Regions from separate parts of the Mus musculus genome. Here region 2 is linked to region 1. Evidence: chromatin contacts called from ENCODE POLR2A ChIA-PET data. All regions are on one chromosome and are shown on one strand. Each heading gives the region's core, a stretch centred on a gene start or an enhancer-like site at or near the end of the contact. The rest is flanking DNA. Distances are from core to core; before and after follow the strand shown. Region 1 holds the start of Tcf25 (transcription factor 25 (basic helix-loop-helix)). Region 2 holds the start of Afg3l1 (AFG3-like AAA ATPase 1).

Region 1 (5,376 bases), core at 1,950-4,449:
ACTCAGAGATCTGCCTGCCTCTGACTCTGGGATTAAAGGCGTGCACTACCACTGCCTGGGTAGTAGTTTGTTTTATTAAAATCAGCACAGATAGACGTGAACACTGTCCTGAGGGGCGGTGGTACATCATTGAGCAGCAGTCTTTTCCTAAGGAACAAATGCTAGCTGTGGGACACAATCAGCGTACACAGAAGAGCAGCGCAGCCTGGCCGGTGGTGAGTGCCAGGGGGAAGGTGAATGGGGATGGCTGTAAAGGTAGGCACATGGTAAGAACAGACCTTGTTCATATCATATCATGTAGGGTAAGCATGCCCATGTGAGGGGAAGTCTCATGTTAGCGTCTCAGCAAAGGGGACCGCAGCCAGACGGGGGAGGCAAAGGCAGGTCAGGGCGGCTGAAACAGTGAGCAAGATTACTAACAGGCGAGGTCAGGGAGAAGTGTCTTAGCATAGCAGACACCTGCTGGGAATGGAGAGCTATCACTGCGTTCTCATGGTGGCAGCAGCAATGAAGGCTCCCTGTGACCTGAGACAGATAAAGGGGTCTCGCTCCACCCCAGTACTGTACAGATTCGAGGCACTGTTAGAAACTCTACGAATGTTAAAAACCTCCTCACATTCTGATGCTAATTTCCTGTAGCTAAGCAAAGACGTTGGGGGACAGAGCATCTTGGTTCTCTAACTGGCAATTGTTGAAATCTCCCCACCCCAGCTGCCTTGAGGAATAGAACTGTCTGCCAAACCGTAAGGCAGACGACCCATATTCAACATTGAATATTCCAGAGGCCTTGAACTGTGCTCACAGCTGACAGGTGCAGCCTCGGAAATACTGCTTCCCTTTGTATCGGGCGTCTACTACCACGAGCCTTGGTTCTGATCTGTAGGTGATTCCCTGGTCCCAAACGCCAGTCCTCTGGAAAAGCAGCAAGGGCCCTTCACCACTGGGTTGTATCACCAGCCTCCCGCCCCGCTTGCCTACCTCAGCAGTGTAATTCAAAGCAGCTGAGCAGTCAGTAGCCTGGGCCCCAAAGGTGGCAAGATTGCCAACTTCGTGACATATGAAAAGGAGGCCACTGACCAGTTTGAGAGAGTGTCAGGGATGGGACAGAGGGAGGCAAAAGCAGAGGACAGGGAGCCAAGGCTAAAGGTGAAAGCCGTAAAGAACCAGGGAAAGCGAAGTGCAGGACAAGTTCAGGAGAGCTGTAAAATCTTTAAGAACCAATGGTCTCAGATCCCTAAGGTCTGAGAGTGAACCCCAGCTGCCGTCAAGGGAGGAATCCCAGTACAAGGAAGGCTACAGATGGGTGAATGATGGGATATCTAGGCTCTGTTTTGCAATCACCTCTTAAGAGAAATGGGATTAAAATTATATTAAAGGCATGTAGACTGACAGAAACTGGGCCATGGGCGCATACGGGTTATTTGTATTTTCCTAATTTTTGTGTACGTTTAAAAGTAAACATAGCTGGGTGGTGGTGGTACATGCCTTTGATCCCAGCACTCAGGAGGCAGAAGTGCGCGAATTTCCGAGTCTGAGACACAGCATCTCTAAGTAGTCTACAGAGTGAGTTCAAGGACAGCCAAGACTACATAGAGAAACCCTGTCTTGAAAAAGAAATGATGATAAGCAAAAGTAAATCTAAGAAAAGTACTAGTGAAGGGAGAAGAAACAGTAGGAATGGGGGTTGCTCTCAGGCTCAAAGTCAGAGGAGGCAGGCGAGTTCTCTGTACCAAGGGAAGACATATTTCACCATCGCCACAGACTACAGGACAGATCCCTTCCTTTCCTTATGGGAGAAATAAACAATCTCTGAACCAAACTTCCAAAATGTCTGTGACATTTCTCACACCAATCAATATCTTTGCTAGGAACTTTTAAACCTGCTAACTGATAAAAAGCTGGGGACAACTGGGGGTAGTGCTGTCTTGGGTGCTGCAACAGTAGGATAGACATGGTTTCATATCTGCGACTTGAGGAAGACCCAGTACTTCCGTGTGTCCCAGCTAGCTGAGACAATTCACTGCAAGACTGAGAGTCTCAGACACATTACATCTTTTTACTCACTCGAAAATGGCCACTGACACCTTACCATATGTGGAAGTTGGAGATACGAGGAAAAGACATATTATCTGCCCACACATGAAGTCAGAATCATAATTTATACACATATGAAACTGCAGACCCAGGTCAGTCTGTCGTAAGGAAAAACACGGGGCTCAGGACTGCTACCCAATTTTCTGCTGCGAGGAATACGATACGATAGGTACAAGTAGCTGGGACACACAGAAGTACTGTGATGAATAAGCCGAAATGTTTGCAGAAGAGAGACCTCCCTCAAGTCGCAGAAATGAAACCAAGCCTACCCTACCATCCCATTGCCCCGGACAGAACAACCCTACTCCTTCAGTGAAGCCTAGACCCAACTGAACCCCACCTCCCACTCGCCATCCACAGTGCCCCTCCCCCTTAGCTGTCTCGGATGTCACGCCCCGCCCACTCTGACGTCACTGCCCCGTCCTGCCCTGCGTCACGTCACGTCTCTGGACACAGCCGCGAGACACGCCCTATGCTGCAGCAAAGTCCTGTCACTCAGCCCCTTGTCGGCACCCCCGTTAGCCTTTAGCAGCCCCTTCGCTCGGCATTTTCTTCCACCTTCCACTCGATCTCGGACGGGGAACACGGCTTCCTCACCCCACCCACCCTGCGGCTGAAGACCCGCCTTCCCCGATGCGGCGCAGTCCCTTCTCTCCGCCCACTCGACTGCAGTCCAGACCCAACTTTGTGCCCCTTCGCATGACGTCATGCCCCCACCATTTCCCCCCCCTCAGGTTGCCCAGCTCCTCACCAGCTCAAACCGGTTGTTGACACGGACTCCTTCCTTCCCTGCACCCCCGGGGCGCCGGCCACCCAGCCCCGGTTTTGGTCCCTCTTCCTCTGCGTCATCGTCATCAAGGAGGACAAACTTCAAGGCGTCGGGCCCTAGGGGTTCCTGGCCGCGCTGTTCCCCCCTCAGTCTCCGGAGGGCCCGGCGCGACATAGGACCCGACAGCCTGATGTGGGCAGAGGGACGAGGAAGAGCAGCAGTGTGGCGGCGCCTGCGCACTTGCGGCGCGCTGGCGCAAGATTGGCGTGTCGCGTTTGCGCGCCGCGGCTCTCCGGAACTTCCTCCCAATTCCCCGTGGAGTCGGGGAAGGTGCAAGGGTGGCCCAGGGAGCTCTCGCGAGAGTCGGGCCCTAGCGGCGGCCGTGGTGCGGTGCTTCGGCTTTGGAGATGGCTGGCTTTCAGAAAGCCGGCTGTGCGGCGGGCAGCAACGCGCAGGCTCAGAGCGCTGCTCCGCACGAACGCGATTCCCGGGGGCGAGCCTGGGGGCGAGCGGGCAGGGGTGGGGCAGGCGAGGAGGCCGTGAGAGCAGGTGCGCACGCCGCAAGGCCCGTGTGCAAAGACCTCTGCTATGACAGGAGCGAGGGACCCAGTCCCCAACCCCTCTCTGCTAGCCTACCCATGCGACTTGTCCGATGTCCCCCACCTCCACGTTGTTACTAGACTGCAAAGGGACAGTTTTCACCTTAATAGAACCAACCTAACTTCTTTCAGACTGGGTAACTCCTCTCCACAACGTGCACCGAGCCGAGTTAGGTGTTAGGGCTTGCTTTTTATTGTCGCGAACGCAACAGGGGTGGTCATGTTACAGGGGTATTGGGTGAGGGGAGAGCTGCCTAGGTGTGGATCCGTGGTGTGAAGTCACGGCAGCCCTACCTATGTGTATTCTAATTCAGGAAGATTTTCACAATAAGGACATAGGGATCCTCGGCACAGATCTTTTCTTTTTCCATGTTCTTTTTGTTTTTGTTTTTTGAGACAGAGTTTCTCTGTGTACCCTTGACTGTCCTGGGACTCGCTTTGCAGACCATGCTGGCCTCTGCCTCCCAGGTGTTGTGACCAAAAGTGTGTGCAACAACAACCGACCTTTTTTTAAAACAAAACAAAAACACCACCTGTCTTAGGGTTTCTATTCCTGGACAAAATATCATGACCAAGAAGCAAGTTGGGGTGGAAAGGGTTTATTCAGCTTACACTACATACACACTGCTGTTCATCACGAAAGGAAGTCAGGACTGGGACTAAGCAGGCCAGGAAGCAGGAGCTGATGCAGAGGCCATGGAGGCTTGCTCAGCTTGTTTTCTTATAGAACCCAAGCCCAGGTATGGCACCACCCACAATGGGCCCTCACCCCTTAGTCACTAATTGAGAAAATGCCTTACAGCTGGATCTCATGGAGGCATTTCCTCAATTGACTCCTTTCACTGTGATAACTCCAGCCTGTGTCAAGTTGACACAAAACTAGCCAGTACACCACCCAAACCAAGATCTTGCCCTGTAACGCTGGCTACCCGTGAAGCTATGGAAATCCTGTTCTGAAGGGCTGGAATTACAGAGCTACTTCATGTCTACGCCCCAATTTTTATACTTTTGGAAAACTTTCCTAGACGAGTCAGGATTGAGTACCTCCAAAGTAAAATGAGCTGGGGTTGGGTTGGACCTTTCCCCAGCTTGAGAGCAGGAGAGGGCTAGGCCAGTCACTGCTCTTACTTGATCTTAGCCAAAAGGCTGAGAAGCAATCAGTCACTTATCTTAAATTCCAGCTTCATTTTGGGAGATAGATCTCCTTTTACAGGTGAAGACGCCTTAATGAGCTAAGTTTCCCAGAGAGAACCCGGTTTTGCATTCATGTGACTCCCAAAGTCCAAACAATGTAGGCGGTTGGCAAGGACAGAGAAGGCAGGCAGGGCAGCAATCCCTTAGTTCCTGCTCTTGTGTGAGCCCCCTGTCCCACTGTCCGTGTGCTCCACTCCACCCTGCCTCCCCCAGGAGTCTTGGTTCGTCCCTGGGTTGGATGCTGAGCCCTCTGCCCACACTATGAAGTATCTTTAGGTACTTCAAAGTTGATGGTTCACAGCTGCTGTCCCAAGGTGCCCATCCCCCCAACCCTCTTCCCTGCGCACTGTTAAAGTTGCAGCTTCTTCCGCATCAGGCTCAATGCTGCCGCCCTGACTGTTCAGGACCAGGCTGGCTTCTGTGCCATCCGTGATCAAGAGCTGTGGCCAGGCTGGGCAGTGGTGGCGCACGCCTTTAATCCCAGCACTTGGGAGGCAGAGGCAGATGGATTTCTGAGTTCGAGGCCAGCCTGGTCTACAGCCAGGGCTATACAGAGAAACCCTGTCTTGAAAACACACACACACACACACACACACACACAGAGCTGTGGCCAGCTTACACAGGTCAGTAGCCTTACCTTTGAATAAAGTGGGAGGTCTCAGTCTAGAACTGCCTCTCCTGAGACACAAGTCATGGACCCTGAAGGATGGAGTTGATCTT
Region 2 (5,376 bases), core at 1,017-3,516, 100 kb before region 1:
TCCCAGCACTTGGGAGGCAAAGGCAGGTAGCTCTTCTGAGTTTGAGGCTAGCCTGGTCTACACACTGAGTTCCAGGATAGTTAGGACTACACAGAGATCCAGTCCTTTAAAACACACACACACACACACACACACACACATTAAAAAGCAGGGCTGAGCCGGGTGTGGTGGCGCACGTCTTTAATCCCAGCACCTGGGAGGCAGAGGCAGGTGGATTTCTGAATTCGAGACCAGCCTGGTCTACAGCATGATTCCAGGACAGCCAGGGCTACATAGAGAAACCCTGTCTTGAAACCACCACCCCCAAAAAAAAAAAAAAAAATATATATATATATATATAGCTAATATATATTATAAACAACATTGTATTGTAAAGTTATATAAATAGATAACTAATATGTACTATAAATAATATAGTTATATAAATATATTACTATTATATGGTGGCGCATGCCTTTAAACCCAGCACTCGGGAGGCAGAGGCAGGCGGATTTCTGAGTTCGAGGCCAGCCTGGTCTACAAAGTGAGTTCCACGACAGCCAGGGATATGCAGAGAAACCCTGTCTACACAGTGAAGACAGACTCTGATAAGTGCCCAGCTGCCTGAGAAGTGGAGAGTAGCCTGGCAACCTGGGTGAAGCAGAGACTGAGCTGCCTGGAACAGGCTCTAGGAACGGTCACTCTCTAACCTGCTGAACGAGCAGAGTACTCTGTTTCCAGCTTTCCTGAGCTGTCTGCCATCCCACACTGGGATGGGCGCTGATGATGCAGCTGTTGGAGTCATTTCTGTAAGTAACTCCACCAAAACTCACTAGTTCACCAGATGGACTCTACCGTGGTCTGTTGCCCGCTCCCTATCTGCCGTGGGTAATGTTTGTTCCCTAAGAGCAGTGTCACACAACACCTTTCTTTGGTCTGTTACCAGTGCTCTGTCTAGGGTGAGTGGGCACTCTGATGTCTCGCCACGAAAAGCCACCCAACCAAGTCAAAGTCCATCCAATGTACTTCTTTCACAAAGACACTGGCCCACAGCAACTCAGAACTGTCTATAACAATCACTATATGACTGATCTTCAACGGGTCACCCACCGGAACAGGATGTGCGACATGACCTGAAATGACTGTGCAATGCACAGCACTAGAAACAAACCTGAGGGCATTTTCCCGACCCACTGTGCAGCTACCTCCTCCAAACCCAGAGATTCCCCCCTACAGAGAGGGAAGCTCTTAAGCCTCAAGAAGCCCCATAAACCTTATGCTCAGAAGCTTAAAAAAAAATCCACGGGCCCCCAGACCCAAAGTTCTACAGGCAGGAAAGAACTGCTGAGGGGAGGGAGCCTCTTCAGTGGTACTGACTGTAGGTTCGCCTTGCGTTGTGACCTGTATGTGAGCCTTTCATCGATGAAACTGCTTTTGAGTCACTCCTGTTAAGTAACCTTCCCCGGTGCGGCCATATTTAATTCCAATAAGCTCACTGGTTCACAAAGCTAGAGGAATGGAATCATTTTGACCTATCGTGAGTGCCCTAGCTGGGGTAAATGGACATTTGCTCATGGACCGTTACACCACACTACTGTCATATTAAGAGGGAACAAGACCAAAACTGAATTGAGGAAGAACGGCTGTATGGCCCCTGTGATGGTAACACGCATTTATTTGAAGATGGATAATCTGCATGGATATTCCCTTTCGCCGTGGTGAGCCTCCTTACTACTGGCAGATGTACCTGTGAGGGGTGATAAAATATCTAGTAAGGCTAAACTATCTAAAAAATGAAGCATCAGTGGCGGGAATTCCATGGTGGCCATCTTTCTCTGCTTAGTATGGAGACCTACGCCTCCTTAATGAATAAAGGCTACTACCTTTTAAGTGGGGCCCTGCAATAGCTAACTGGATAATGGCTAGATCGCACCCGCTCAAGTGTTCCGATCAGCCGTAGGTAGACACTAGTGGAGTCGGAGGCAGAAATCGGGAAGACGCTGCGCCCGGCCCAGCCGCAGGCCGATGACGTCACCGCGACGCCCAGCGCGGCCCCCGCCACGCCGCCCGGAACCCGTGGCCCCAGCGCTGCCCTGCTCACCTGCAGAGCAATGCCACAGGCCCTCACGCTGCTCCAGACCGTCCCGCCGCTCCCTGCGCATCCGCCACATCGCCACAGCTTGGAGAAAGGCCAGGCCAGGGCTCGACTGCCCGCCGCCCCCACCAGCCGCAGTAACATCCCCCGGCCCTGACCTCGCGCCGCCCCCTGGGCGCGCGCACGCGCAGCAGGCGGATCATAGTGCACCACGCCCTCGGGGGCGCGCGTGCGCAGCTGGCCGCCGCATCGGCTCGGACCTCTCTTTGGGTGTCTGGTTCGCGGCCGTGCTCCTTAGGATCCTGAACCCGAGTGTCGCTTCGCGCTGCCTGACAGCTGATGGCGGATGGTCCGCGGCCAACTTGACCTAGACACCAAGGGCCTTTAGACGTATTTTAAATTTTGCATTGTCAACGACATCAATGGCTTCGGTGGGTCCTCGGGGTAACGCGGCTCACGTAATTAAATTTTGAGGCTACTTCTCCCTGGTTGAGGGTACTAGTATTACCGGTTGGAGGTGCTCCCGGTATTTTACATCCAGACTAGATGTGGTTCGAGACCTATCGTGAACAAAGGAACTGTTATTTGGTGCACGACTTGTCTCATTGATCCACGTCATAGACCCTTGTTTAATTTTACTTAACAACATTTTTATTCCTGCGGATGCGCAGGGAGCGACGGGACGGTCTGGAGCAGCGTGAGGGCCTGTGGCATTGCTCTGCGGGAGAGCACTTGGTTGGTATATAGAGTCACCCCAGTTTTGATTTGCCTGCAGTTGTGCGGACTAGCAATTTGGACTTGGCATTAGGGAGGTGTGGGTGTTCAGGATGAACCAGTTTCTGGACAGTGGGGCTGTCCACGACACACGTGGCATCTGCGTGTACTCAGATTCTACCTTGACTACATTTCAAAGGTACAGATGCCCGGGAGAAGACCATTGTCACCCATAGTGTTAGCAGTCCTTCTATGCTCCGCCCAACGGTTACCTAGCAACAAGGCCTGGCTTGCTATAAAAGGGTCTGTTCCCTCCCAACCCGACCCCTACTCCCATACCCCCCTCCATGTCTTCGCTCTCTCTGCCCCTTCTCCCCTTCTCTCTCTCAGACTTTCTTCTCTCCCTGACCCCTTTCTCCCTCTCTCCCCAACTCCTCCCTCCTTCCTCCTCTCCACGGGTTCCTGGCCAGCCTCTCCTCTCCTCTTCTCTTTTCTCTCTTTGACTGCCTCTACTCCCTTCTCAACTCCCTTCCCATGCCCCCAAATAAACTGTTCTACATTATACCTGTCCTGTGGCTGATAACTCAGGGAAAGGGATGTGCCGAGGCATCCCTCCCGCCTCACCATACCGCGCTGGAGTGGGAGATGGTGATAAAAGAAAATGAGATTTTGTATCTTGTGATTCATGTAAAAGAGTTGTCTATGAGCCCGTGGCCTGGGGCTGAGAACAAAGCAGAACAGACAGGGCTGTTGTTAAGACATTCCTAAGAACAGCTTGATTGTACAAGCAGGGCTATCTTGTCTGGGTCAACACCACCTGGCTGGAACCTCCCCTCTGTCCACTGCCCCTTGATGCCGGGTAAAGTCATACATCAACTGGTTGCTATGTGAACAAGATAAGCCCCTAGCCCACAGGAACAAAGTCCTGATGCCCTTTTGCTAACATGTAATCTTTCTGTTAATGTTTAAATAAGCCAATAGTGTGTCACTATGCTGAATTCCACACCCCTAAGCCCCTTACCCCATAAAAACCCCTAGCTTTCGAGCCTCGTGGCCGACATCCGTTATCTCCTTTGTGGGATGCATGTCGGTCCGGAGCTCCGTCATTAAACATCCTCATGTAATTACATCAAGAGATGGTCCTTCGTGATTTTTGGGTGCACACTGAATCAATCGGGAGTTGAGTGGGTGTTTCCCCACTAGGTTTTAACATTTCGGAGGTCCTACCGAGATCTGTGTGACACCCAAGAACCCCAAAGGACCCCTTGGAGTTACGTTTGCTTGTGTGAGTCTTGTATGTTGTCTGTTGTCTAAGTGTGGCACCGCTGAATTTGTGTCTTGGTTTTTCAGGTCTGAGATTGAGGGTTTGAGTCCCACCTGTGTTACCAGTTCTGGTATTCTGTATTCTGGCAGCTGCCACTGTGGACCGTAAGGACCCTAGTGGCTGTGGGAGGACGACAGTCTGGCCCCACAGGCTGCACCCCTGGAAGACGTTCCAAGGGAGACCCTGGAGGGAGTGCCCAGAGTACAGAACAGTCAGGAGGACCTGGCTGTTGCCTGGCAGAGTGAAGGAAAGAGAGTGTTCTCTCTGCCAGAGCGGGAGTGTACGTGGAATCCCACCTCGTCAGGAAGGGAGTCGAGGTGGAATCCGACCCCGTCAGGAAATAGCGTTTGGCTGGTTGTATAAGTCCAGACTCGGACGAGTGTGCTTAGATATACTGGTGTCTTTTTTCTCTGTTGCTATCTTGTTTTTGTTTGTAGTTTTTGTCATGAGACACAGACACTGTACATTGGAGGTAAAGTAGAATCCCTCCCTGCCTGTCTGTCTGTATGTCTGTGTGTCTGTCTGTCTTGTTCATTTGTGTGTCCTCCATTGGACCACCTTCTGATTCTGTTTTGTTTTTGGTTTGTCTGGTTTCAGGTCTCGTTTTGGTCCCAAGGAGTTGACTGATTATCTTGGTTTGGTTTTAGGCCGGTCTCAGGTTCTGGGGCCTTCCCATGGAGAGAGGTCCATTTGAGTTGGTCGTAGTGACAGTGAGCTTCTCTGGAAATTGCGTGTAAGATACCCTGTATTGGTCTTGCTTGTGTTTGTCATTTCTGTAGTACTGTGATTCTATGGTGGTTGCCTGAAAGCGGTTTCTGTGTGTGTCTTGTGTGTCTCTATGTGTTGGGACTCGGACTAACAACTGACAACTGTTTTTGAGTTATGCCCTATAAAATAAGCCTAAGAATCCTGTCAGATCCCTATGCTGACCACTTCCTTTCAGATCCTCAGCTGCCCTGCCTTCCACTCCAACTCCAGAGAGCAGCCAACGTGTCACAATGGTCCTGCCCATGGACCTGGAGCCTAGAGAGAAATGAGCTCAAGAAACCCGGAGCAAGAGAGGAGTGGTCCCTGAGAAGTCAGTGGCCCTAGATGTTGTGGCTGCTGAAAAAAAAAAAACAAAAAAAACCAAAAAGAAGAAGAAGAAGAGGCTGTGAAAGTGGCCGGCCAAGAGCGCCACAGGTTCCCTGGTTGCTTCTCATTCCCCTGTCCCCTGCATCCTGTCTCTTGTTAACAGAAAAAAATGCTTTCATTTTGAGATATC

Evidence for each region. ChIA-PET counts read pairs that join two places held with the same protein, here RNA polymerase II (POLR2A).
Region 2: POLR2A ChIA-PET joins it to region 1 with 14 read pairs in Patski. The contact joins the promoter of Afg3l1 here to the promoter of Tcf25 in region 1. POLR2A ChIA-PET finds 5 or more read pairs at or near these places in 3 of 5 experiments (Patski and embryonic stem cell).

Annotation. Positions count from the first base shown.
Region 1 is chr8:123,371,534-123,376,909 of GRCm38, reverse strand. It overlaps Tcf25 (transcription factor 25 (basic helix-loop-helix)), which reads right to left and starts at 3,199. Exons shown (of 18, transcript NM_001037878.4): 1 at 2,846-3,199. The coding sequence starts at 3,037.
Region 2 is chr8:123,474,752-123,480,127 of GRCm38, reverse strand. It overlaps Afg3l1 (AFG3-like AAA ATPase 1), which reads right to left and starts at 2,266. Exons shown (of 17, transcript NM_054070.3): 1 at 2,081-2,266. The coding sequence starts at 2,218. Gm39275 (a long non-coding RNA gene) reads left to right here and starts at 4,753. Exons shown (of 2, transcript XR_879317.2): 1 at 4,753-4,845; 2 at 5,056-5,370.